Regions from separate parts of the Homo sapiens genome. Here regions 1, 2, 3 and 4 are each linked to region 5. A link is an interaction called in ENCODE POLR2A ChIA-PET data of the cell type or tissue named here. Cell type or tissue: GM12878. All regions are shown on one strand. Region 1 overlaps RAD9B (RAD9 checkpoint clamp component B). Region 2 overlaps ANKRD13A (ankyrin repeat domain 13A). Region 3 overlaps PPTC7 (protein phosphatase targeting COQ7). Region 4 has its middle 34 kb from the start of PPP1CC. Region 5 overlaps TCTN1 (tectonic family member 1).

What was found. Peaks named below come from ENCODE experiments on the same cell type or tissue, not always from the same donor. Only the 100,000 strongest peaks of a DNase experiment are listed, where the experiment ranks them.
Region 1: POLR2A ChIA-PET joins it to region 5 with 5 read pairs; 6 of 35 experiments call an interaction of 5 or more read pairs at or near these places.
Region 2: POLR2A ChIA-PET joins it to region 5 with 6 read pairs; 1 of 35 experiments calls an interaction of 5 or more read pairs at or near these places.
Region 3: POLR2A ChIA-PET joins it to region 5 with 5 read pairs; 11 of 35 experiments call an interaction of 5 or more read pairs at or near these places.
Region 4: POLR2A ChIA-PET joins it to region 5 with 8 read pairs; 5 of 35 experiments call an interaction of 5 or more read pairs at or near these places.

What each region holds. Positions count from the first base shown.
Region 1 is chr12:110,528,033-110,533,032 of GRCh38, forward strand. RAD9B (RAD9 checkpoint clamp component B) reads left to right here. Exons shown (of 11, transcript NM_001286535.2): 11 at 2,493-5,000. The coding sequence ends at 2,621. Among named protein-coding and RNA genes, the nearest start is that of RAD9B, 28 kb to the left of the region's middle. RefSeq lists an enhancer at 2,289-2,538. In GM12878, no CTCF peak of the experiment used is centred here; DNase peaks (open chromatin) are centred at 2,714 and 3,959; H3K4me3 peaks cover 640 bases; H3K27ac peaks cover 2,751 bases.
Region 2 is chr12:110,002,456-110,007,455 of GRCh38, forward strand. The region is part of intron 1 of ANKRD13A (ankyrin repeat domain 13A); the gene reads left to right. Among named protein-coding and RNA genes, the nearest start is that of ANKRD13A, 5.5 kb to the left of the region's middle. RefSeq lists an enhancer at 3,055-3,194. In GM12878, no CTCF peak of the experiment used is centred here; a DNase peak (open chromatin) is centred at 2,342; H3K4me3 peaks cover 3,931 bases; H3K27ac peaks cover 3,938 bases.
Region 3 is chr12:110,540,718-110,545,717 of GRCh38, forward strand. The region is part of intron 3 of PPTC7 (protein phosphatase targeting COQ7); the gene reads right to left. Among named protein-coding and RNA genes, the nearest start is that of PPTC7, 40 kb to the right of the region's middle. RefSeq lists enhancers at 1-236, 237-737, 3,219-3,318. In GM12878, no CTCF peak of the experiment used is centred here; DNase peaks (open chromatin) are centred at 2,074, 2,484 and 3,034; H3K27ac peaks cover 2,279 bases.
Region 4 is chr12:110,773,947-110,778,946 of GRCh38, forward strand. No RefSeq gene overlaps it. Among named protein-coding and RNA genes, the nearest start is that of PPP1CC, 34 kb to the left of the region's middle. RefSeq lists an enhancer at 2,512-2,851. In GM12878, no CTCF peak of the experiment used is centred here; a DNase peak (open chromatin) is centred at 2,725; H3K4me3 peaks cover 870 bases; H3K27ac peaks cover 1,664 bases.
Region 5 is chr12:110,617,658-110,622,657 of GRCh38, forward strand. TCTN1 (tectonic family member 1) reads left to right here. Exons shown (of 15, transcript NM_001082538.3): 2 at 2,179-2,299. Among named protein-coding and RNA genes, the nearest start is that of TCTN1, 6.0 kb to the left of the region's middle. RefSeq lists an enhancer at 1,876-2,095. In GM12878, a CTCF peak has its summit at 2,121; a DNase peak (open chromatin) is centred at 2,004; H3K4me3 peaks cover 1,059 bases; H3K27ac peaks cover 1,737 bases.

The DNA of each region.
Region 1 (5,000 bases), 90 kb before region 5:
GAGCCAGATCATGCTGGAGAGTCCTGGAAGCTGTGCAAGCGGCCAAAGTACCTGGGTATTTAAAATATTTGAATGGCTTTACCTGGGAGGGCTGACAGACTGAATGTTGACTGGATGACTTTAGCTGAAAGTGTTATATGAAAAACGGGCTTCAGTGAGGCAATAGTCACCCAATTGTAGCATCTGAGAGATGGTGATTACTTAGATGAGAAGTGGAGAGAGGCGGCTGAAATAGTTCATTTAGGAGCCAAAACTAGCAGGACTTGGTGATGGATTGGTTATGGGGGTTAAGGAAAAAGGTATCCAGGGAGGTCTTAGGTTTGGAGAAGTAGATTCAGGGCTTAGTAAGATCATGAATTCAGTTTTGGATATGTTAAGGGAATGCTAATTGCATGTAGCGGGTAAAGACCCGCAGTGCCGCCCACCATCTTCCTCCCTGCAGGACAGCTCTACACCAAAGACTCATAAGGCCTCAAATGGCAGCAGCGCTGAGGTTAAGTAACCCAAGTTCAGAGGCTGCTTAGAAGAGGGCAAGCTGGCTGAGCTGAGATTAGCCAGGAGAGTGCGGCATGAGAAAGATGTCAGAGTGAATAACAAGTGGGGAGGACTGAAAATGGGTCCTGACTTTAAGGATGTGGTAAATTCTGTTGACCATAAGTTTCTGTGATATGGGGGTCAGTGAGGGAGAAGCTTTTTTTGTTGTTTTTGTTTGTTTGAGACAGTCTTGCTCTGTTGCCCAGGCTGGAGTGCAGGGGCACAATCTTGGCTCACTACAACCTCCACCTCCCGGGTTCAAGTGATTTTTGTGCCTCAGACTCCCAAGTAGCTGGGATTACAGGCATGCATCACCACACCCAGCTAATTTTTTGTATTTTAGTAGAGACAGGGTTTCACCATCTTGCTCAGGCTGGTCTCGAACTCCTGAGCTCAGGTGATCCACCCGCCTTGGCCTCCCAAAGTGCTGGGATTACAGGCGTGAGCTACCGTGCCGGGCCTGGAGAAGCTTTTTTTAAGTAAAGAGTAGGAGAATGAGAAGATGGAGACAGTGGGTGTAGACAGCTCTACAATTAGAGATAAAGCAGTAACTGAAGGGGGAAATGGGATGAGGTTAGGCTATTTGTTTGTTTGTTTAGAGATGGAGTTTCGCTCTTGTTGCCCAGGCTGGCAGTGGCTCAATCTCAGCTCACTGCAACCTCTGCCTCCCAGGTTCAAGTGATTCTCCTGCCCCAGCCTCCCTAGTAGCTGGGATTACAGGTGCCCGCCACCATGCCCAGCTAATTTTTTGTATTTTTAGTAGAGACGGGGTTTCACTATGTTGGCCAGGCTGGTCTCGATCTCCTGACCTCAGGTGATCCACCTGCCTCAGCCTCCTAAAGTGCTGGGATTACAGGCGTGGGCCACCGTGCCTGGCTATTTCTGTATTTTAAAGATAAGAAGACTGAGCACAGTGGCTCATGCCTGTAATTCTAGCACTTTGGGAGGTGAAGGCAGGAGGATTGCTTGAAGCCAGGAGTTTGAGACCAGCCTGGGCCACGTAGCAAGACCTGGTCTTTACGGAAAAAAAAAAAAAGGCTGCGCATGGTTGTGCATACCTGTAGTTACAGCTACTCCAGAGGCTGAGGTGGGAGGATTGCCCAGGAGTTTGAGGCTGCGGTGAGACGTGATCACACAGCTGCACTGCAACCTGGGCAATAGGGCAAAACCTGATAACAAATAAAAAGGTGAAGATGAGAGGCATTTGAGCATTTGAAAATGCTAACATTCCCAGGGTGCTGGGATGCAGAGATAGGGAGGAAAGGACTGGCTTTAACTTGGAAGAGTGGCTTCTGCCGTAGCAGGAGGGGAAGGGAAGAAGATGGATTAATTAATCCAGTGGCTTACGGAGGCTTCGTTGACCTCTGCCTCTCAGTTCTGGTGGAAGCTTTGATGGCTCAGGAGGGGAGTCAGCAGCAGACCATTGATCCCAAACTGAAGATTGTCATGTGCCTTTGAAGGCAGGGAAAGGTTTGTTTTTTTTGTTTAATTTTTTGAGATGGAGTCTTGCTCTGTCCCCAGGCTGTAGTGCAGTGGCACGATCTCGGCTCACTGCAAGCTCCGCCTCCCGGGTTCACGCCATTCTCCTGCCTCAGCCTCCCGAGTAGCTAGGACTACAGGTGTCCGCCACCACACCCAGCTAATTTTTTTTTGTATTTTTAGTAGAGACGGGGTTTCACCATGTTAGTCAGGATGGTCTCGATCTCCTGACCTCGTGATCCGCCCACCTTGGCCTCTCAAAGTACTGAGATTACAGGCGTGAGCCACCATGCGCGGCCAAGGTTTGGTTTTAGGACGTGTTGGACCAATAATGAAGGTTCTGGGTGTTCTGTGAACCATCACCAGCAAAGACAGGGATATAATACTGGTCAGGTTTCTGAGGAGGGCTGTCACCTGGAGCATTTAATGAGCAAACTTTCTCTTTGGAATCAACAATGCAGTTCCTTTTTTCCCTCCAGTTTTCTTGCATGTTCTTTGGAGCAGTTTCTTCTGACCAGCAAGAACACTTCAACCACCCTTTCGACAGTCTGGCAAGAGCAAGTGACAGTGAAGAGGACATGAATAATGGCAGTTTCTCTATATTCTAATGCTTAATGATGGCTGAGCTGGGCCCCAGCCCAGTGACTGGCTCATTTGCCCCTCAAGCACGAGTTTGCATGTTTAGTGTCTAAAAGAGGTTGTCCAGGACTTCCTTTTAATGGAGGATGGGCTTTTAAACCACATCATCTTGTACAACAACCATATCTAGAAATAGCTGTTTGTCAAGTGTATGTAACTTGCTTTAAATCCATTATGCTACTTGTGAGGCAGAAGAGTTTTCTGTGAAGGAAAAAAGCCCATTAGAGTTCTTCAATTCAATGCACGTTCACCCTAGAGCTTTTAACATCTTTGCTAGTTTTATAAAGGTATTTAAACTTTATTCAACAGCCATTTAGAGTGCCATCAAGATGGCTTGAAATGGAATTTTGTGATTTGTAGTCAGGTATCTTTTGTATTTGATTGCAAACATTTGGATTTTAGTTTTCTCATGTAATACCATGGCCTTTTTTGTGCATTGTTTTTTATATTTTAAGACTTTAAGTAGAATAAACCCTGGAAAAAAGATCAAGAGTAAAAATATATAGTCACTTTCACTTGGCTTTTTTAGACGGAGTCTCACTTTGTCACTCAGGCTCAAGTGCAGTGGTGCAATCTCTGCTCACTGCAACATCTGCCTCCCAGGTCCAAGCGATTCTCCTGCCTCAGCCTCCCGTGCAGCTGGGATTGCAGGTGCGTGCCACCATGCCTGGCTAATTTCTGGTATTTTGTAGAGACAGGGTTTCGCCATGTTGGCCAGGGTGGTCTTGAACTCCTGGCCTCAAGTGATCTGCCCACCTCGGCCTCCCAAAGTGCTGGGATTACAGACTTGAGCCACTGCGCCCAACCTGGAGTGTTTTTACATATTGTAAAATTTTATTTCCTAACCTCAAATTGTTCTGATTTTCAGATGTGATTTTTTATTTTGCAGTGTGCTGCAGGAAAGAATTTAATGGAAGTGATGCCAAATATTTCTGTATTATCTGACATAGAACAGTATCCTCCACTGCCAAGACAGCCTGAGTTTGGAGTGGAATAAGGTGGAAGACAAATGTCTCTGTTCTTTGGCCCTTTAAGAGTTAGCTTTTTACCTGCACAAATGGACTAAAAAATCTGGCACAAAACATTGTTATGTAATGTCTTATGATGTGTGCCTCTCCCTCCCCCAAACCTGTTTACAGTCAATTATAACCTGACAAACGAGACTTTTGTAACATATTATTGTTACATCTTTCTGAAACCTTCAAACCGTAAGGAAGTGTTAACTGGCAAGCAGTTGTACTTTAGACTTTGTGAGAAATTCATAAAGGTGGCTGAGTGGATTTGCATGCTTTAGAACTGTGAATAGAGTTCTAACTGAAACCAGAATTAATTTGGCTCTTGTAGCTTAGTAATGAGTCATAGCTACCCACAATAACCTAATAAAAACTCAAGTTCATCCCAAGATGTTCCTTAGTGAATGAAAATGGGCCTTAACCAAGCTTTTTGTGGTAACTGGCAATGCCCACATAATTTCAACTAAGTCCTTTCATCACATGGTAGGGGAAGATATATGTATCTTATGCTTACACTGATGATTAACACTGAATTTCTGGTATTTCTAACAAATGCAGATGCCTACACAGGGAGCTTTTATACACAAAAGTAACTCTGTAGGTCTCTTTGCTGAGGATAACATTTCTGGTTCATTCATTGAAGTAGGCAGAGGGGTTTAGGTCTTAAAGGCATCATCATCAGTAATAGCCTGGATGCAGCATTGGACTATTATTATAGTTAATACTGGCGGGGTGTAGTGGCTCATGCCTGTAATCCCAGCACTTTGGGAGGCCCAGGTGGGCGGATCAGTTGAGCCCAGCAGTTCAAGACTAGCCTGGGCAACATGGTGAGATCCCATCTCTACAAAAATTAGCTGGGCACTTTGGATTTTAGAATTTGGATACAGAGTGCTAAGCTGAAATACAGTCATGTGCTGCATAACAACGTTTTGGTCAACGATGGACTGCACAGACAGTGGTGGTCCCATAAGATAATGGAGCTGCCCTATACAGGTGTACCATTTTTTTGTCTTTCATACCATAGTTTTGCTGAAACATTTCTATGTTTAGATATACAGATGCTTACTGTTGTGTTACAACTGCCTACAGTATTCAGTACAGTAACATGTTATACAGGTTTGTCGCCTAGGAGCAACAGGCTATTCATATAGCCCAGATGTGTAGTAGGCTAGACCATCTAGGCTTGTGTCAGTACACAATGATGAAATTGCTAAGGATGCATCTGTCAGAACATCTCTGTTAAACAACACGACTGACTGTACAGCAGATTTTTTTTGTAGCTTCCCTCTATACTATACGGAAGGTGCAAAGCCTCAGCTGGGAAAAAGTTCTATA
Region 2 (5,000 bases), 620 kb before region 5:
AAAATACAAAAATAGCTGGATGTGGTGGCACGTGCTTGTAATCCCAGCTACTCAGGAGGTTGAGGCAGGAGAATCGCTTGAATCCAGGAGGCTGAGGTTGCAGTGAGCCAAGATCGTGCCACTGCACTCCAGGCTGGGAGACAGAGCGAGGCTCCGACTCAAAAAACAAAAAAAACCCAAAAAATTCTTATCACCCCAGCAATAAAGTGGCTGTTTCCCTTAATGTTTTGTTTGCTGGTGAGTTTCTGCTGTCAGTTTCCTCATTCCGTCTATCACCTGATTGAGACTTGGAGCATGTATACTGATAGCTGTAAGAATTTTTTTCCAGGTTTTTTGTTCCTGTTCCAGGAACAGCAACACAAGAAAGAATCAAGTTTATCCAGATGAAGAGGATAAGCACGTGTTTCTGTGTGTGTGAGCCAGCCCCAATCCCACTGTCTCACTAATAGCAGGCAGTTGTGTAACTATGCCAACTACCAGATTGTTTCAGGCCTTCATTTGATCAGCAGAGGCATTTAATAAAGTGCCTCTTAACCCATCAGCTCATTAATATTCAGTGGGGCCTTGAAGTTGGTTGCTGAAGTTGAAACTGTTTGTGTTCTGCTTATGTCGTTGGCCGCTTAGCTAAAGAAGTCTGTTAAACTTCTTTGGCCTTCTTACTGATGGTGAGACATGAACACTTAAGGGGACAGATGCAAAGGTGAGTCAGTGTACCTTAGACAGGGTTGGAAAACCTGGGTTGTGTGAGGTGGAGGGTGGCAAATGAGGCCTGACTCTAGAGCCAGGCTCCCTGTTTAGGAAGCCAGCAGGTGAAAAGTATAGCACCTAGGTAAGAGGAGGACATTCCTGGGGTTCTCACTCCAGCCTGGGGCAGGCCAGGTGAGGCCCCGGGCACAGATTCAAATCGCTGAGCCATGGGCTAGGCATCCAAGATGAAGAGCCTAGAGCCTGCTCTCCTCATGTGCCCCCTTGGTCATCGGGGGTTCAAGCTCACCTTAGGAAACTGGCCTCAAGATTCCTGTTTCCACTGACTCAGCGTGGGGGCCACACAGGACCAGGATGGTCTGAGAGTGAAGAGGAGTGAGGGTGGTTGTCTGTGTTGAGAGAGAGGAGGACTAGCCAGCAGCCTCTTGCTGGAGTCCCCCTAAAGGTGACAGTGAGTTTATGAAGCACTTCCTGCATGCCAGGTACCAAGGCACAGGGGAACTGATAATTCACCTGAGGCTAGTGGGCAAGCTGGAAGGGGTGTCCAGTTGTCTGGTTCTGCAGCCTGGCCTCAGAGCTCGGCAGGAGGATGGCAAGATAGTAAAGAGGGCTTTTGATTGAGGAGGCTGAGGTGGGGTCAGTGCTTGAGGACAGGAGTTCAAGACCAGCCTGGCCAATATAGTAAGACTCCGTCTCCTTAAAAAAAAATTTTTTTTGGCTGGGCACGGTGGCTCACGCCTGTACTCCCAGCTCTTTGGGAGGCCAAGGCAGGTGGATCATGAGGTCAGGAGTTCAAGACTAGCCTGGCCAACATAGTGAAACCCCATCTTTGCTAAAAATATGAAAAATTAGCTGGGCATGGTGGCGGGTGCTTGTAATCCCAGCTACTTGGGAGGCTGAGGTGGGAGAATCGCTTGAACCTGGGAGGCGGAGGTTGCAGTGAGCCAAAATCGCACCATTGCACTCTAGGCCCGGCAACAGTATGAGACTCCATCTCAAAAAAAAAATAAATTTTTTTTAAGGCTTTTGAGCAAGAAAAGTGGATGAGCTGAAATGAGCAAATAGGAAGGAAACTCCTAGTTAAAGGAGGATGGGTATTTTTATTTGGGTATAGCTCATGGCTAAAGAAACTTAAAAGGAAAACCTAAATGATCAGTTTCGAAAGTGAATTCCAGCCGGGCGTGGTGGCTCAGGCCTGTAATCCCAGCACTTTGGGAGGCCGAGGTGGGCGGATCACCTGAGGTCGGGAGTTCGAGACCAACCTGACCAACACAGAGAAACCCCGTCTCTACTAAAAATACAAAATTAGCCAGGCGTGGTGGTGCATGCCTGTAATCCCAGCTACCCGGGAGGCTGAGGCAGGAGAATTGCTTGAACCTGGGAGGCAGAGGTTGCAGTGAGCCAAGATCTCGGTGAGCTAAGATTGCACCATTGCACTCCAGCCTGGGCAACAAGAGGGAGACTCTGTCTCAAAAGAAAAAGTGAATTCCAGCTAAATTCTGAAACTCCTTGTTCTCTGAACTCATATTATTAGTTGAAGATTCTAAGCCCCACTAATAACTGTAATGCAATTTGAGCAAATCCCTTTTAGGGAGAAAGTGACAGCTATATGAAACTACATAGTGTGGGCGTATGATAATAACAGGTAACTCTTCTCAGCACTTACTGTGGTGTCAAGCACCGTGCTAAGTTAAGGACTTTCCCCTTGTAAGAACTGTAAGGTAGGTTTTTTTTATTGTTCAGTTTTACAAGCGAGCAAACTGAAGCTCAGGAGGAATTAAGCAACTTGTCAAACAGTACATGAGAGATTCGTTTTATGTATTATGTATAAACATATACAGATTGATTTTTTCAAAAGATTTTTATTGCGATATAGTTCACTTATATAATCTACATTTAAAGGTTATTCAATGGTTTTTAGTATATCTGCTGAGTTATGCAACTATCACTACTGTCAAATTTCAGAAATTTTTTTCTTTTTCTTTCTTTTTTGTTTTTTTGTTGTTTTTGAGACAGGGTCTCACTCTCTTGCCTAGGCTGGCACCATCACAGCTCACTGCACCCTTGACCTTCTCGGCTTAAGCAATCCTCCCACCTCAGCCTCCCAAATAGCTAGGACTGCAAGCAAGCACTACCACGCTTGGCTAATTTTTAAAGATTTTTTTGTAGAGAAAATGTGTCCCTATGTTGCCCAGACTGGGCTCAAGCAGTCCTCCTGCCTTGGCCTGCCAAAGTGCTAAGATTACAGGTGTTAGCCACTGCACCCACCCTGTAATATTTTCCTCACCCGAAAAAGAAACCCCATACCTGTAGTAGTCACTCCTCATTTCTCCCCAACCCCTCCAGCCCAGGCAACCTGCTAACCTACTTCCTGTCTCTAGATTTGCCTATTCTGGACATTTCATATAAATAGAATCATATGTGGCCTTTTGTTTCTTCTTTTACTTAGCATAATGTTTTGGAGGTTCATCTACGTTGTGGCATGTTTCAGGTGCTTAATTCCTTTTTATCACTGAATATATTCCATTGCATGGATGTACTATGTTTTGTTTGTTAGACGAAAATGTTTCTCCGTTTGTCAGTTGATGGACATTTGGGTTGTCGCCACTTTTTGGCTATTATGAGTAACGCTGCTGTGTGTATTTGTGTATATGTTTTTGTGGGTTTCCTTTTTTTTGAGACAGCTTGCTTTGTTGCCCAGGCTGGAGTGCAGTGGCATGATCTCAGCTCTCTGCAACCTCTGCCTCCTGGGTTTAAGCGATTCTCCTGTCTCAGCCTCCCTAGTAGCTGGGATTACAGGTGTGCACCACCACGCCTGGCTAATTTTTGTATTTTTAGTAGAGATGGGGTTTCACCATGTTGGCCAGGCTGGTCTTGAACTCCTGACCTCAAGTGATCAGCCCACCTTGGCCTCCCAAAGTTCTGGGATTACAGGCATGAGCCACTGCACCCAGCCCCATGTATAAGTTTTTGTATGGGTATATGTTTTCATTTATCTTGGGTATATACCTTGGAGAGGAATTGCTGGGTCATGTAGTTACTCTATGTTTTAACTTTTTGCGGAACTGCCAGCAATTTTTCGAAGTGGCTGCACTATTTTACATTTCCACCAGCAGTGTATGAGATTCCAGTTTCTTCACATCCTTGTCAACACTTGGTATTATCTGTTGTTTTGTTTGTACGCATCCTAGTGGGTGTGAAGTGGCATCTCATTGTGGTTTTGATTCGCATTTCTCTTATGATTAATGATGTTGAGCATCTTTTCATGTGCTTATTGGCAATTTGTGTATCTTCCTTGGAGAAATGTCATCTCAAATCCTTTGCCCATTTAAAAATTGAGTTATTTGACTTGTTGAGTTGTAAAGGTTCTTTGCATATTCTGGATAGTAGGCCCTTATCAGTATGTGATTTGCAAATATTTTCTCCCATTCCATGGGTTGTCTTTTTTTTTTTGAGATGGAGTTTCGCTCTTGTTGCCTAGGCTGGAGTGCAATGGTGTGATCTCGGCTTACCACAACCTCCGCCTCCCAGGTTCAAGCAATTTTCCTGCCTCAGCCTCCCGAGTAGCTGGGATTACAGGCATGCGCCACCATGCCTGGCTAATTTTGTATTTTTAGTAGAGATGGAGTTTCTCCATGTTGATCAGGCTGATCTCGAACTCCCTACCTCAGGTGATCCTCCCGCCTTGGCCTCCCAAAGTGCTGGGATTATAGGGATGAGCCAATGAGCTCAGCCAAAATTTTGTTCTTTTGCATGTAGATATGCAGTTGTTCAAGCGGCACTTGTTGAAAGGACAGTTCTTTCCCAATGAATTATTTTGGCACCCTTGTTGAAAATCAATTGACCATAAATGTGTGGGTTTATTTCTGGACTCTAAATTGTATTCCATTGACCTGTATGTCTGTCCTTATGCCAGTACCACGTTGTCTTGATTGCTGTAGCTTTGTGTAGTACGTTTTAAAATTGGCAAGCGTGAAATGTGAGTCCTCAGACCTCTCTCTTCAAGGTGGCTATTCTAGGTTTCTTGCATTTCCACATGAATTCTAAGATCAGCTTGTCAATGTCAGCAAAAAGCCAGCTGAGATTTTGATAGGAGTTGAATTGAATCTATACCTCAGTTTGGAGAGTTTTGTCATTTTAACAATATTGTCTTTTAAACCATGAGCATAAGGATGTTTTTCAATTTATTTAGGTCTTCTTTAATTTTTTGAGGTTTTTTTTGTTTGTTTGTTTTTTGAGATGGAGTTTTTACTATTGTTGCCCAGGCTGGAGTTCAATGGCACAATCTTGGCTCA
Region 3 (5,000 bases), 77 kb before region 5:
GGTCCTGGAGTGCCATAGTGAGGGTGGGATGATGAATACCTGTGGAGAACAACATGCCAATCTTTTTTTTTTTTTTGAGACAGAGTCTCGCTCTGTCGCCCAGGCTGGAGTTCAGTGGCGCGATCTCGGCTCACTGCGAGCTCCGCTTCCTGGGTTCACGCCATTCTCCTGGCGCAGCCTCCCGAGTAGCTGGGACTACAGGTGCCCGCAACCATGCCCGGCTAATTTTTTGTATTTTTAGTAGAGACAGGGTTTCACCATGTTGGCCAGGATGGTCTTGATCTCCTGACCTCGTGATCTGCCCGCCTTGGCCTCTCAAAGTGCTGGGATAACAGGCGTGAGCCACTGCGCCCAGCCGCCAATCTTATAAGAATTCATTCACTGCTGGGTGTGGTGGCTCACGCCTGTAATCCCAGCACTTTGGGAGGCCAAGGTGGGTGGATCACCTGAGGTCAGGAGTGCAAGACCAGCCTGACCAACACGGTGAAACCCCGTCTCTACTAAAAATTAAAAAATTAGCCAGGCGTGGTGGCACACGCTTGTGATCCCAGCTATTCAGGAGGCTGAGGCAGGAGAATTGCTTGAACCCGGGAGATGGAGGTTGCAGTGAGCCAGTGAGCCAAGATCGTGCCACTGCCCTCCAGCCTGGCAACAGAGTGAGACTCCATCTCAAAGAAAAAGAAAAAGGAAAAAAATAATTCATTCACTTGCCAGTCGCAGTGGCTCACGCTTGTAATCCCTGCACTTTGGGAGGCCAAGGCGGGCGGATCACCTGAGGTCAGGAGTTTGAGACCAGCCTGGTTAAAACCCGTTTCTACCAAAAATACAAAAAATTAGCTGGGCGTGGTGGCACACGCCTGTAATCCCAGCTACTAGGGAGGCTGAGGCAGGAGAATCACTTGAACCTGGGAGGCAGAGGTTGCAGTGAGCTGAGATTGCACCATTGCACTCCAGCTAGGGCAACGAGAGCTAAACTCCGTCTCAAAAAAAAAAAAAAAAAAAAAGAATACATTCACCGGAAATAGCTACAGTATTTTGGCATAGTAAGGACTCTGTGTCTCCCAAGGGTCCCAAAGTGGTCATCATACGTAGGTATTTATTAGTGTGCCTCATGTAACACGTCTTCAAGAAATATCTTGATATCTTGACCAGGCGTGGTGGCTCACCCCTGTAATCCCAGCACTTTGGGAAGCCGAGGCAAGCAGATTATTTGAGGTCAGGAGTTCAAGACCAGCCTGGCCATCATGGTGAAACCCCATCTCTGCTAAAAATACAAACGTTAGCCAAGCATGGTGGCGTGCGCCTATAATCCCAGCTACTTGGGAGGCCGACACAGGAGAATCACTTGCTTCAACCCCAAAGCTGAAGGTTGCAGTGAGCTGAGATGGCGCCACTGCACTCTAGCCTGGGCAACAGAGCAAGACTCCATCTCAAGAAAAAAAAAAAATAGAAGAAATATCTGTTGCATAACTGAATGAAGCAGCAAAATATTTGACTCTCCAAATTGGGGGAAAAAACTCTTCAATATACTGTTGAAGAAAGCAAGGTGAAGACGGTGTGTCGTATGTGCAACCATTTCCGTAAAAAAAAAAAGGCAGAAAGACACACAGACATGGATGCTTCTATATGCAGGGAATAGATCTGGAGAGAATCAAAGAAACTGCTCATAGCGGGCTGTGGGTGGTGGCTCACACCTGTAATCCCAGCACTTTGGGAGGCCAAGGTGGGCAGATCACTTGAGGTCAGGAGTTCAAGACCAGCCTGCCCAACATGGTGAAACCCTGTCTCTACTAAAAAATACAAAAAGTTAGATCATGGTGGTGCACACCTGTAATTCCAGCTACTCGGGAGGCTGAAGCAGGAGAATTGCTAGAGCCAGGGAGGCAGCAGTAGCAGTGAGCCGAGATTGCGCCACTGCACTCCAGCAGCCTGGGCAGCAGAGCGAGACTCTGTCTCAAAAAAAAAAAAAAAAAAAAAAAAAAGAAAAAGAAACTAAAGAAACTGCTCATAAAGAAACCTTTGAGGACAGAATATGTGGCTAAGGGCAGGAACAGGAGGCAGATGTCTCACTAAACTTTTTTGTGTACAACTCTTGAAAAAAAAAACAGATGGAAGATCTTTTTCTCTGACAATGCCTGATGAAAACAGACATAAAAATGGGGGAAAACCCCGGGTGGGGAGAAAAGATCCTATATTCAGAGATCATGGCCTCCTGAGGCTGGTTCTTGGCGACTTCTTAAGGCCAGTTTCCCTCCTTCCAGGCCTCCCTGGGGAGGGAAAGGTGAGATCTGATAATCCGCCTTAATCTGTAATTAAGGAACAAGAGCCAGGAAAGCAAATCAGATACCGACCCGGAAGGGAGGCACCAGATCCAAAGCACCCTAAGCTCCACGGAAAAACCCCAACACTTGTGTAAGCAACATGTGACAACATTTGTGAAGAGAAAGCATAAAAACTAACAAACAAAAGCACACATGCCTATGAGGATTCACACTAAATGCACTCAGAAAATTTCTGGTTCATCTTCACTTGACTGAGGAAAAAGGTGGCACATGTAAAGTTCTGCCATGTGCTGCTGCAGGGAACCGACTTTCACTTACATATTTAGATAATCAACATTTTGTAAAAATGTCTACTAAAGGAAAACCTGTAAGTTAAGGTTAAAATAATATTCTGTAGATAAGAGGGACCATTAACTAAGGAGATACATGCAGCATGAAAAAAAAAAAAGGGAAAAAGACTGTAAAACTGGGGGAAATCAGGTCAATTCTTTCTGTGGAATAAAGAGAAAACAATGCAAGACGCTCTCATCTGCTCAGCCTTTGAAAGCTAATCAGATTCTAGAAGTGTAGATTAATGACCAGGTTGGCACTGAAGCTCTGTTTTATGCTGAGGTTTTTCTTTCCCCAGAAGTGTCCTTTGCTATTCTGTCTGTGAGAGTCTTGCTCCCATTGGACAGTTCGTCCTCTCCTAACACTCCCACCCATGAGCTTGGTGTTCTGCCAGCTGCAGTTTTGCCCATTTTGATTGAACATACTGTGCTGCTGGAAACTTTTGACCGCACTGAAACATGAGCTGAAATCACATGCTAGCGAGCTGTCTCTGGGCTCTAGGGGAAGCCACCTCCACCTCGCTGGCATGCCGGCAGAGTACTGCCCCAACCTGTCTGTCCCACAGACAGTGTGTGAGATATGGCAGGGCTGCTTTGGTGCTTGGAAGCCCAACAAGAAGAATCAAATGAAGAAAAAATTGAAGCACCAGTCTCCAAAAACTGTGATCTGAGCTTGGGCTCTACGGAGGCCTTGGGGTTCAGAGTTCTCCCCACTCCAGTGTGGCTAACAATAATGTAGATTACAGCCAACTTTAGAAGGGCCTAGAATCAAATACTCTTCCAATTATGGTCACCCGCCTACTTTTACTTTTTACTTTTGGATTTAGACTGGTGACCATAATTGGAAGAATATTTAGACTTTTACCGGTAAAAGTTACTTTTACTGCTAAATTTTTAGATGGGCAATGCTGAACATTTAATTACATAACATGCTCGTTCCAGTTTAAAAGATGGCAATAATAATTCATTTTATCTTAGTTTGGACCTAAGAGATGGTTTAATGAGAGCTATTAAGTAGAGACAAGTACTTGCTAGAATGCTTCTATTTTTACAAAAGGTTCATTGTCCATTAATCAACATTTATGAATTGCCAGTGATGTTTGTGCCAGGTCCTATAAAGCTATAAGATTGTTAAAGACACTGAAATCTGAGGCTTTGCCTTACTCTGGACACTCATCTAAGAAAAGATAAACTGTAAAAGTCAACTCAAAAAAAGCACCATTTTGGCTGGGCGCAGTGGCTCATGCCTGTAATCCCAGCACTTTGGGAGGCCGAGGCGGGTGGATCACGAGGTCAGGAGTTTGAGACAAGCCTGGCCAACATGGTGAAACCCTGTCTCTACTAAAAATACAAAAATTAGCCAGGCATGGTGGCGGGCACCTGTAATCCCAGCTACTTGGGAGGCTGAGGCAGGAGAATCGCTTGAACCAGGAGGCGGAGGTTGCAGTGAGCTGAGATCATGCCATTGCACTCCAGCCTGGGCAACAAGAGCAGGACTCTGTCTCAGAGAAGGGGCGGGGAAAAAAAGCAGCATCTTGGAACGTTCTTGACAATTTAAAAGTGAACTGAGAAAAGATGTGAGAAAGAAAAAGAGAACACCTCAATAACATTATCAAAGAACATATCCAAGACCACTTTTTTTAAAAGACAGGGTGTCACTATGTCACCCAGGCTGGACTCCAGCGATTTTCCAGCCTCAGCCTCTCAAGTACCTGGGACTATGGTCCTACACCACTGTGCCCACCTCAAGACCATTTTGGTTTTATTGTTTTGGTTTTTTTTGAGACAGAGTCTTGCTCTGTCACCCAGGCTAGAGTGCAGTGGCGCAATCTCGGCTCACTGCAATCTCTGCCTCCTGGGTTCAAGCGATTCTCCTGCCTCAGCCTCCTGAGTAGCTGGGACTACAGGCGCCCGCCATCACGCCCAGCTAATTTTTGCATTTTTAGTAGAGATGGGGTTTCACCATGTTGGCCAAGCTGGTCTTGAACTCCTGGCCTCAAGTGATCCACCCGCCTCAGCCTCCCAAAGTCCTGGGATTACAGGCGTGAGTCACCGTGCCCAGTCACTTAAGACCATTTTGACTCCATTTCCTGCAAGTTCTATTTGATGCATGTAGTAAGAGGTCTAGAGAATCAGGAAGTTACTCCAATAAATAACGCAGATGTCTGTTTGTGCTCTTCCCTAACAATGTATGCAAAATCTTGTACAAGCAATGGCATGCATGAACAATGACTCATTTCTCCAGCACAATTTAATAAAGTACTGTATGTACCATGTGGTGTTGATATGAAAAATTGATATTCTGTAAGCCTGAAATAGTATTTTCATGGTCTTGTCAAATTATTGGGTATTTATCAGAATTCCACTTAGCTAGATTATCTAGTTCCAG
Region 4 (5,000 bases), 160 kb after region 5:
GAGGAAGAGCTTGTAGTGAGCCGAGAATGCCCCACTGCACTCCAGCCTGGGCGACAGAGCAAGACTCTGTCTCAAAAAAAAAAAAAAAAAAAAAAAGAAACTAACACTTACTCTTCAAATGTAAACTCCATATTAATTCAGAGCAGGGGCTGGGCCTTGCAATGGGTAGGGCAGAGAAGCAGGTATCGAATTGTCTGATTGGTTTCTCCTCTGGCCCCCAAACTAACAAAACAACACCCCCACCCCCAAAAGGCTGTGGATGAGGACGGGCACAGTGGCTCATGCCTGTAATCCTAGCACTTTGGGAAGCTGAGGTGGGCAGATCACATGAGGTCAGGAGTTCAAGACCAGCCTGGCCAACATGGTGAAACCCCATCTCTACTAAAAATACAAAAATTAAGCTGGGCACGGTGGCTCACACCTGTAATCCCAGCACTTTGGGAGGACGAGACGAGCGGATCACGAGGTCAGGAGTTCAAGACCAGCCTGGCCAACATGGTGAAAACCCGTCTGTACTAAAAATACAAAATTAGCCAGGCGTGATGGCAGGCACCTGTAATCCCAGCTACTCAGGAGGCTGAGGCAGGAGAATCACTTGAACCTGGGCAGCAGAGGTTGCAGTGAGCCAAGATCGAGCCACTGCACTCTAGCCTGGGCGATAGAGTGAGACTCTGTCTCAAAAAAAAAAAAAAAAAAAAGCCAGGTGTGGTGGTGCACACCTGTAATCCCAGCTACTCAGGAGGCTGAGGCAGGAGAATCACTTGAACCGGGGAGGTGGAGGTTGCGGTGAGCCGAGATCATGCGACTGCACTCCAGCCTGGGTGACAGACCAAGACCCAAAACTCCGTCTCAAAAAGAAAAAAAAAAAAAAAAAAAGGGCTGTGAATGAGATGGGCTTGTATTATCCCATTGGAACCTGGCTTTTCCAGGACTTTCTTCTGACTATACTCATCTCTGAGGCGGGTCCCTGTGAATGGTTTTCTTGTCCTGTCATCCACAGGGTTAATCCCTTGAGGGATGTGTTCAGATTGCTGCTTGGCTGCTTCCTGGCTGTGTGACCTTGGGCAAATGACTTCACTTCTCTGAGCTTCAGTTTCCTCCTCTGCAAAATGGAGGTAAGAATAGTGCTTAGCTCATGCAACTGTTGTGAAGGAATGGAAGAGATAAGCAATGGGAAGTGTTTAGCCTGCAACCTCATCTTAGAGCACCTGATACAATCGAACTATCATTACCATTCTCAGATAATTTTTTAAAATAGTGTCTCCTCAAGCAACTGTTTAGAACAGCGCTATCCATTAGAAATAGAATTCAAGGCCGGGCACGGTGGCTCACGCCTGTAATCCCAGCACTGTGGGAGGCCAAGGCGGATGGATCCCTTGAGGCCGGGAGTTCGAGACCAGCCTGGCTAACATGGTGAAACCCCCTCTCAACTAAAAATACAAAAATTAGCCAGGTGTGATGGTGGGCGCCTGTAGTCCCAGCTACTTGGGAGGTTGAGGCGGGAGAATCGCTTGAATCTGGGAGGCAGAGGTTGCAGGGAGCCAAGATCTCGCCACTGCACTCCAGCCTGGGCAACAGAGTGTGTTTAAAAAAAAAAAAAAAGAATTCAAACCACATATGGACTTTTAATTTTTCCAGTAGCCTCATTAAAAAAGCTGAAGTTAATTTAAATGATATATTTAATTTAACCTGATATATTTTAAAAATGACCATTTTAACACGTAATCAATATAAAGAAAGCATTCTGGTCGGGCACAGTGGCTCATGCCTGTAATCCTGGCACTTTGGGAGGCCGAGTCGGGTGGATCACCTGAGGTCAGGAGTTCAAGACCAGCCTGGCCAACATGGTGAAACCCCGTCTCTACTAAAAATACAAAAATTAGCCGGGCACGGTGGTAGGCACCTGTAATCCCAACTACTTGAGAGGCTGAGGCAGTAGAATAGCTTGAATCTGGGAGGTGGAGGTTATAGTGAGCCAAGATCATGCCATTGTACTCCAGCCTGGGTGACAAGACAGTCCATCTCAAAAAAAAAAAGAGAGAGAGAAAAAAAAGAAAGTATTTCAAGGCTAGGTGCAGTGGCTCATGCCTGTAATCCTAGCACTTTGGGAGGCCAAAGTGAGAGGATTGCTTGAAGCCAGGAATTTGAGACCAGTCTGGGCAACATAGTGAAACCCTGTTTCGAAAGAAAGAAAAGAAAGAAAGAAAGAAAGAAAGGAAGGAAGGAAGTAAAGAAAATTAGCTAGAAGTGATTACACATACACAAGTCCCAGCTACTTGTGAGGCCATTACAGCTTGGGTGACAGAGTGAAACCCTGACTCATAGAAATAAGAAAAAAAAGAAAGAAGGAAGGAAAGAAAATGAATGAAAGAAAGAAAGAAAGAAAAGAAATTAATTTAGCACCATAGGAAAGGTTTTTTTTAAAAAAGCATGAGCTATGTTATCCTCTTTTTTTTTTTTTGTATAAGGCTACAAAATCTGGTATTTTGCACTTATATCCCATCTCAGTTCGGACAAGCCACATTTCAAGGGCCCAAAACCCCATTTGGTGAGTGGCAGCCATATTGGATAGAGACAGCCCACCTTCTCTGGTTTTGTCTCTGCAGATAGCCAAGGAAACCTAATTATGCATCCAACTCTCTGGCCCATTGGCTGAGTCACCTGCCGGGAAGCTTTCAGAATATTTATAGGTAACTGATCTACAGAAAACAGAAAGTGATACCATCTCCAGCCCCCACAACCTTTCTTCAGTCTCAAGTTTGCCGTCTCAGCTACTGTTTTCTAGAGGCCCAGTGGGAAGAGTATGCAAAGTGGCAGTAAAGTACATATGTAAACGTGTAGGCAAAAGGCTGAGAGGATTCTTACCAAACTACTCACAGTGGAAAATAAGAGTAATGTCCAAGCAGAGTTTAGTTTTGTCAGTCATGCCCTAATTTTGTTTTTGTTTTTTAGAATGTATTCATTCACATATTACTTGTGTAAGTGAAAGTCAATTGATATATATATAGAGATAATAGTAAAGAAAAGTAACCATGATTTGCGGTAAATCCCCAAGAAGTTTAATGGAAAGCAGTGAGTGCAGAGATTACAAGGTGGACTCTGGGGCCGGCTGCCTGCCTTTGCATCCTAGCCCTGCTGTCTACTAGCTGTGTGACCTTGGGCAAGGTTCTCTTGCTTTCTGGGCCTCAGTTTCCTCATCTATAAACTAAGGATAATGATGGGACCTATGTTACAAGGTTGTCACAATGATTTGATGAGCAGGTGTAAGGTGTTAAGATGGGATCTGGAACACAGAGTCTCAGCTGTAATAACTAAAATAATTAGTATTATCACTGTTTTTGGTGGAAGAGTAAGTAGCAAGAAACTCTCTTGGTGAAAATACAAGAGCTGCGGTGGCTCACGTCTGTAATCCCAGCACTTTGGGAGGTCGAGGCGGGCAGATCACTTGAGGTCAAGAGTTTGAGACCAGCCTGGCCAACATGATGAAACCCTATCTCTACTAAATATAGAAAAAATTTGCCAGGCGCGGTGGCGCACCCCTCTAGTCGTAGCTACTCAGGAGGCTGAGGCAGGAGAATCGCTTGAACCTGGGAGGCGGAGGTTGCAGTGAGCTGAGATCACGCCACTGCATTCTAGCCTGGGCGACAGAGCGAGACTCCATCTCAAGAAGAAAAAAAAAGGAAATAATATGCTGGAGTGAGAGCTGCAAGACCAGCTGCTAAGCCTGGATCTGCCATTACCTAATTTGTGTAAACTTGGGCCTCAGTTTTGTACTAATTCTAACAACAACATACATTTTCTAGTCCTTACTATCATTTCGGAACTCTACATGTCTCGTTTCATCAGATCTTCACAACACCCCTCTGAGAGAGAGATACTGTTGTTGTTGTTGTTATTATTACTATCTTGAGACGGAGTCTCGTTCTGTCGCCCAGGCTGGAGTGCAATGGCACGATCTCGGCTCACTACAACCTCTGCCTCCCGGCTTCAAGTGATTCTCCTGCCTCAGACTGCCGAGTAGCTGGGATTACAGGTGCCCGCCACCACACCCAGCTAATTTTTGTATTTTTAGTAGAGACGGGGTTTCACCATGTTGGTCATGCTGGTCTCGAACTCCTGACCTCAGGTGATCCCCTGCTTCAGCCTCCCAAAGTGCTAGGATTACAGGTGTGAGCCACCACGCCTGGTCGAGATACTGTTATTATTACCATTCTATAGATAAGGAAACCGAGGCTCAGAGAGCTGACACGGCTTGCCCAAGTCGGCAGCTTCTAAGTCCCAGGAAAGGGATTTGAACTCAGTGTTGTCTAGCCGACATGAGAGGCTGAGGCAATGCTCTCTGCACCATGCAGCCCCATGTGTGAGGTCTTTTCCAGCTTTGCTTTGTCTGTGATGCTGGCAGTTGAGTTGCATGATAAGAGCTAGGAGTTTGGGGTTGGAGTACAGGTTCTTTTGAGCTTTTGGACCCTAGAGTTCTTTCATCTGTATAATGGGGCCAAGAACAATGCAGTGCCCTGAATTTGAGTTTTGTATTTGCTTTTGTTTTTGTTTTTTTGAGACAGGGTCTTGCTGCATCGCCCAGGCTTGAGTGTAGTGGTGTGATCTCGGCTTACTGTAACCTCCACCTCCTGGGTTCAAGCAATTCTCCCACCTCAGCCTCCTGAGTAGTTGGGATTACAGGTGCCCACCACCATGCCAGGATAATTTTTGTATTTTTAGTAGAGAAGGGATTTCATCATGTTGGTCAGGCTGGTCTCGAACTCCTGGTCTCAAGCAATCCACCCACCTTGGCCTCCCAAAGTGCTGGGATTACAGGTGTGAGCCACCATGATTGGCGCTGAATTTGAGGGTTTTCTTTCCAGCTCTCTCCAGGGCTTTCTTTAGACTTTCTTCCTCATTTTGTCTCATCTTTCCAAACACCTCACTCACAAGATCACTTGAAGATCACAGGAAGCCAGTGGAAGGTATCTGAGATGATTAAACAGCACCAGGTTTTTTAG
Region 5 (5,000 bases):
TGAGATGGAATCTTGCCCTGTCACCCAGGCTGGAGTGCAGTGGCACGATATCGGCTCACTGCAAACTCTGCCTCCTGGGTTCAGGCTATTCTTCTGCCTCAGCCTCCTGAGTAGCTGGGACTACGGGTGTGTGCCACCATGCCCGACTAATTTTTGTATTTTCAGTAGAGACGGGGTTTTACCATGTCGGCCAGGCTGGTCTGGACCTCCTGACCTCGTGATCCACCTGCCTCAGCCTCCCAAAGTGCTGGGATTACAGGCTTGAGCCACTGCATCCGGCCGCTGTGGGGTACATTTTTCTAAAGCTCCTTTTTATCGTGAAATAATTCATACGTACAAATAAGAATGTTGGGTGGACACTAGCAGCATTTGCTTCAGATTCCTTTTTTGTTAATTTTGTTTTTTGGCTTGAGATCTTTTTTTTTTTTTTTTTGAGATGGAGTCTCACTCTGTCATCCAGGCTGGAGTGCAGTGGTGTGATCTCAGTTTACTGCAACCTCTGCCTTCTGGGTTGAAACGATTCTCCTGCCTCAGCCTCCCTGAGTAGCTGGGATTACAGGCGCCCACCACCATACCTGGCTAATTTTTGAATTTTTTTTTTGAGATGGAGTCTCGCTCTGTCGCCCAGGCTGGAATGCAGTGACGCGATCTCGGCTCACTGCAAACCCCGCCTCCTGGGTTCACGCCATTCTCCCGCCTCAGCCTCCCCAGTAGCTGGGACTACAGGTGCCCGCCACCACACCCAGCTAGTTTTTATATTGTTAGTAGAGACGGGGTTTCACCGTGTTAGCCAGGATGGTCTCAATCTCCTGACCTTGTGATCCGCCTGCCTTGGCCTCCCAAAGTGCTGGGATTACAGGCATGAACCACCGCGCCCAGCCTAATTTTTGTATTTTTAATAGAGACAGGGTTTAACCATGTTGGCCAGGGCAGTCTCAAACTCCTGACCTCAAGTGATCTGCCCGCCTCCCAAAGTGCAGGAATTACAGATGTGAGCCACCGTGCCTGGTTTGAAATCTTCTTTTGAAAAAGAAAACGTTACAGATAAGATTGAAGGTTGATCTTACTTCTTCCCTTCCAGCAATAATTGCAACTATAAATTCATTCTCTATTTTTTAAAAGGGTTTTCTTGTCCTTATTTGACAGAATAAGATAGAGAATTAAAAATCCAGATAATCATCTTTGTTGCAAAGCGGCAAAGAAAAATCATCCTTATTAATGATTAAAAGTTGACCAGGAGTGGTGGCTCACACCTGTAATCCCAGCACTTTGGGTGGCTAAGGCTGGCAGATCACTTGAGGTCAGGAGTTTGAGACCAGCCTGGCCAACATGGTGAAACCCCGTCCCTAATAAAAATACAAAAAAAAAAAAAAAGTTGGGCGTGGTAGTGCATGCCTTTAATCCCAGCTACTCAGGAGGCTGAGGCAGGAGAATAGCTTGAACCCAGGAGGTGGAGGTTGCAGTGAGCCAAGATTGCACCATTGCACTCCAGCCTGGGCAACAAGAGCCGAAACTCCTTTAAAAAATAAATAAATAAATAAAATAATTAAAAGTTGTGAGGTGGGGGAGATTCCTACCCCGCCCTCATACCTTATTGTCTAAATCACCAAAGACATTCTGAGCACCTGAGCCGGTATGATTCTTGGCCAAGGGTCTGTGAATATGAGTTCAGCTTTAAAGCAGCAGGTTATACGTGAAGAGGGGGCAAGATTGAAAAGTCTCTTTCCTGAAGGTTTAAGTGGGCCCTTCCTCTGAATCGTAATCTCTAGAGGAGGGGCTTAAGGACTTTGGAGTTTTAAACTGGTGGTTCTTATGGTCAGGCAAATGGTTTAGGGGTGCTTGTTCTTAAACTTGTCTAATTATAAGCATCACCTGGAAAGTTTCTGAAAACTGCAAATGCCTGGGTTTCATATTCAGCTTACGAAATCAGCATCTCTGTAGGCAAAGCACTAACAGAACTTTCCAAGCGAGTCAGATCATTAGCCACTTTGGGGAAACCTCTGATTGTGGGATGCTCAAACTGACTCATTTCCACTTCACAAATTTCCCCCAAAGTGCAATAGGAAAAATAAAATGGATCTTTTTTATGAAATTGACTTATGGTACACTGTGGTGGCAGGGGGCAGTCACCACCTGCTGATGGTGATGTTCTGGATCCTACCCCTCTTTTTTCTGCAGTTGCTGTTCTCTGTGTCTGTGACTTATCCCCAGCACAGTGTGACATCAACTGCTGCTGTGATCCCGACTGCAGCTCCGTGGATTTCAGTGTCTTTTCTGCCTGCTCAGTTCCAGTTGTCACGTAAGTTTACGTATGACACATGCAATTTTGAAAAAATTTGACCAGGATAATACAATTTGGAGAAAGGGAAAACTTTCCCAGGCTTAAAAACCCAAACCTGATTTCCAGTGTTTTACGTCGTTCTGAAGCCATACCGTCCAAACAAATATGTAAAAAAGTAGCTATCCCTGGCAGGGCGCAGTGGCTCACGCCTGTAATCCCAGCACTTTGGGAGGCTGAGGTGGGTGGATCACGAGGTCAGGAGATTGGGACCATTCTGGCTAACACGGTGAAACCCCGTCTCTACTAAAAATCCAAAAAAATTAGCCGGGCATGTTGGCGGGCACCTGTGGTCCCAGCTACTCGGGAGGCTGAGGCAGGAGAATGGCGTGAACCCGGGAGGCAGAGCTTGCAGTGAGTGGAGATTGCGCTACTGCACTCTAGCCTGGGTGACAGAGCGAGACTCAGTCTCAAAAAAAAAAAAAGTAGCTATCCCTTATTTGCATTCAGCCAGGTGACTGTGCAGGCAAAAGAGAAGAGAGAATATACATTAAAATAATGTAATGAAACCTCTGTGTTTGAAGATTGAATTACATTTCAATTTGAGTTGTAGACAGTGGTCACATTTTTTGTATCAGTGAATTAGTATAGCCTAGGGTGAAAAGTGCATTTTAATTTCACAGCTTTTGTTGTGGACATAGTATTTGTAACAAAAAATTAGATAAGAAATCTGTACTTTTCTGATATGTAAATCTACCAGGAATTCTCACAGTTCGCATTGTATAGAACAATGAAAAATGACATTTCCAGCTGATTATAAGGTAAATAAATAATCTGTTCTGAATGATCTCTTATAATTGAGGTTTCAAGGCTTCTTTTTTTTTTTTTTTTTTATGAGATGGAGTCTCGCTCTGTTGCCCAGGCTGGAGTGCAGTGGTGTGATAGTGGCTCACTGCAACCACCGCCTCCTGGCTTCAAGCAATTCTCCTGTCTCAGCCTCCTGAGTAGCTGGGACTACAGGTGCACGCCACGATGCCTGGCGTATTTTTAGTAGAGGTGGGGTTTCACCATATTGGTCAGGCTGCTCTCGAACTCCTGACCTCAGGTGATCCGCCCTCCTTGGCCTCCCAAAGTGCCGGGATTTCAGGTGTAAGCCAACGCGCCCAGCTTCAAGGCTTTTTGAAAAACTAGGAGCACTTAGAAGAGGCTCATTAATTCAGGATGGGACCAACTTAGTATTCAGAGATAGCTAATTTAAATTTAGCCTTATAGCAAGTTTTAGCAATTGATACTTGATAGGTGAACCCTTTTAAGAAGTACAATGGGTTTTTCCTGTGAGAAACTATTTTATTGACCAATGGGATTTTGAGCCTATTTCTAGTATTGTAAAAATGCTCAGAGAACAGGGCAATGTAGTCAGATTAATTTTCTGGCTACCTGGCCTGTAGCATGTTTCAGTATTTGTTGAAAGTCATTCTGTTTTCCTCCCTTTAGTAAATACAGGAGCCTGAAAGTGACATTTTTGCTCCAACTTGGGGCTATTTTTTTTTTTTTTGAGACAGAGTCTTGCTCTGTTGCCCAGGCTGGAGTGCAGTGCCTCCATCTCGGCTCACTGCAACCTCTGCCTGCTGGCTTCAAGCAATTTTCCTGCCTCAGCCTCCCAACGAGCTGGGACTACAGGCGTGTGCCACCATGCCCAGCTAATTTTTTGTATTTTTAGTAGAGACAGGGTTTCACCGTGTTAGCCAGGCTGGTCTTGAACTTCTGACCTCGTGATCCGCCCACCTCGGCCTCCCAAAGTGCTGGGATTACAGGCGTGAGCCACTGCGCCTAACCTGGAAGATCTCTTTTCTCCTTAACCATTAGTACCTAGTAGAGCTCCTGCCACATAGTGGGCCCTCGTTAAGAATGAGTTGAATTGGCTGGGCATGGTGTCTCACGCCTGTAATCCCAGCACTTTGGGAGGCTGAGGCATGTAGATCACTTGAGGTCAGGAGTTTGAGACCAGCCTGGCCAAGATAGTGAAACCCCGTGTCTACTAAAAATACAAAAATCAGCTGGGCGTGGTGGTGGGTGCCTGTAATCCCAGCTACTCAGGGGGCTGAGGTGGGAGAATCGCTTGAACCTGGGAGGCAGAGGTTGCAGGAGCCAAGATCGCACCATTGCACTCTAGCCCGGGCAACAAGAGCGAAACTCCATAAAAAAAAATAATAATAATAATAATGAGTTGAATGGATGAATGAATTTCTCCCTTCCACCTCTAACTGATTTCCTAGTGTCCCTTGTTGACTTCCTCTACCATTAGTCTTTTAGGCCGACACCAGGCCAAAAACCTGGAGGCTCCCCTGACCCTTGCCTCTTCCTTTCCTTTTCCTGTCTCAGCAGTCTTTCCTTTCTCCCAACCTTTCTTGAGTACCTCCTGAATGCCAGCACCAGGGACATAAAGATGAGTTAGGCACTCTCCTGCCTTCAAAGAGCTTACCGTCGAGTAAGGGAGACAGAGGAGTGGATGGCAGTTTCTACATCAAGCACGATGAGAAGGCAGAGGAATGGCATCTAACTCAGCCCCACTAAGGAATGCTCCCCAGAAAACAGGAGCTGAGCTGGGTCCTGAAGGACACGTGGAAGATGGTCAGCATGGACTGAGGGGAAGGGCATTCCAGGCAGAGGGAACTGCGTGGACAGAGATGGGGGGATGTGGGATGGCCTGCTTAACTGCAGG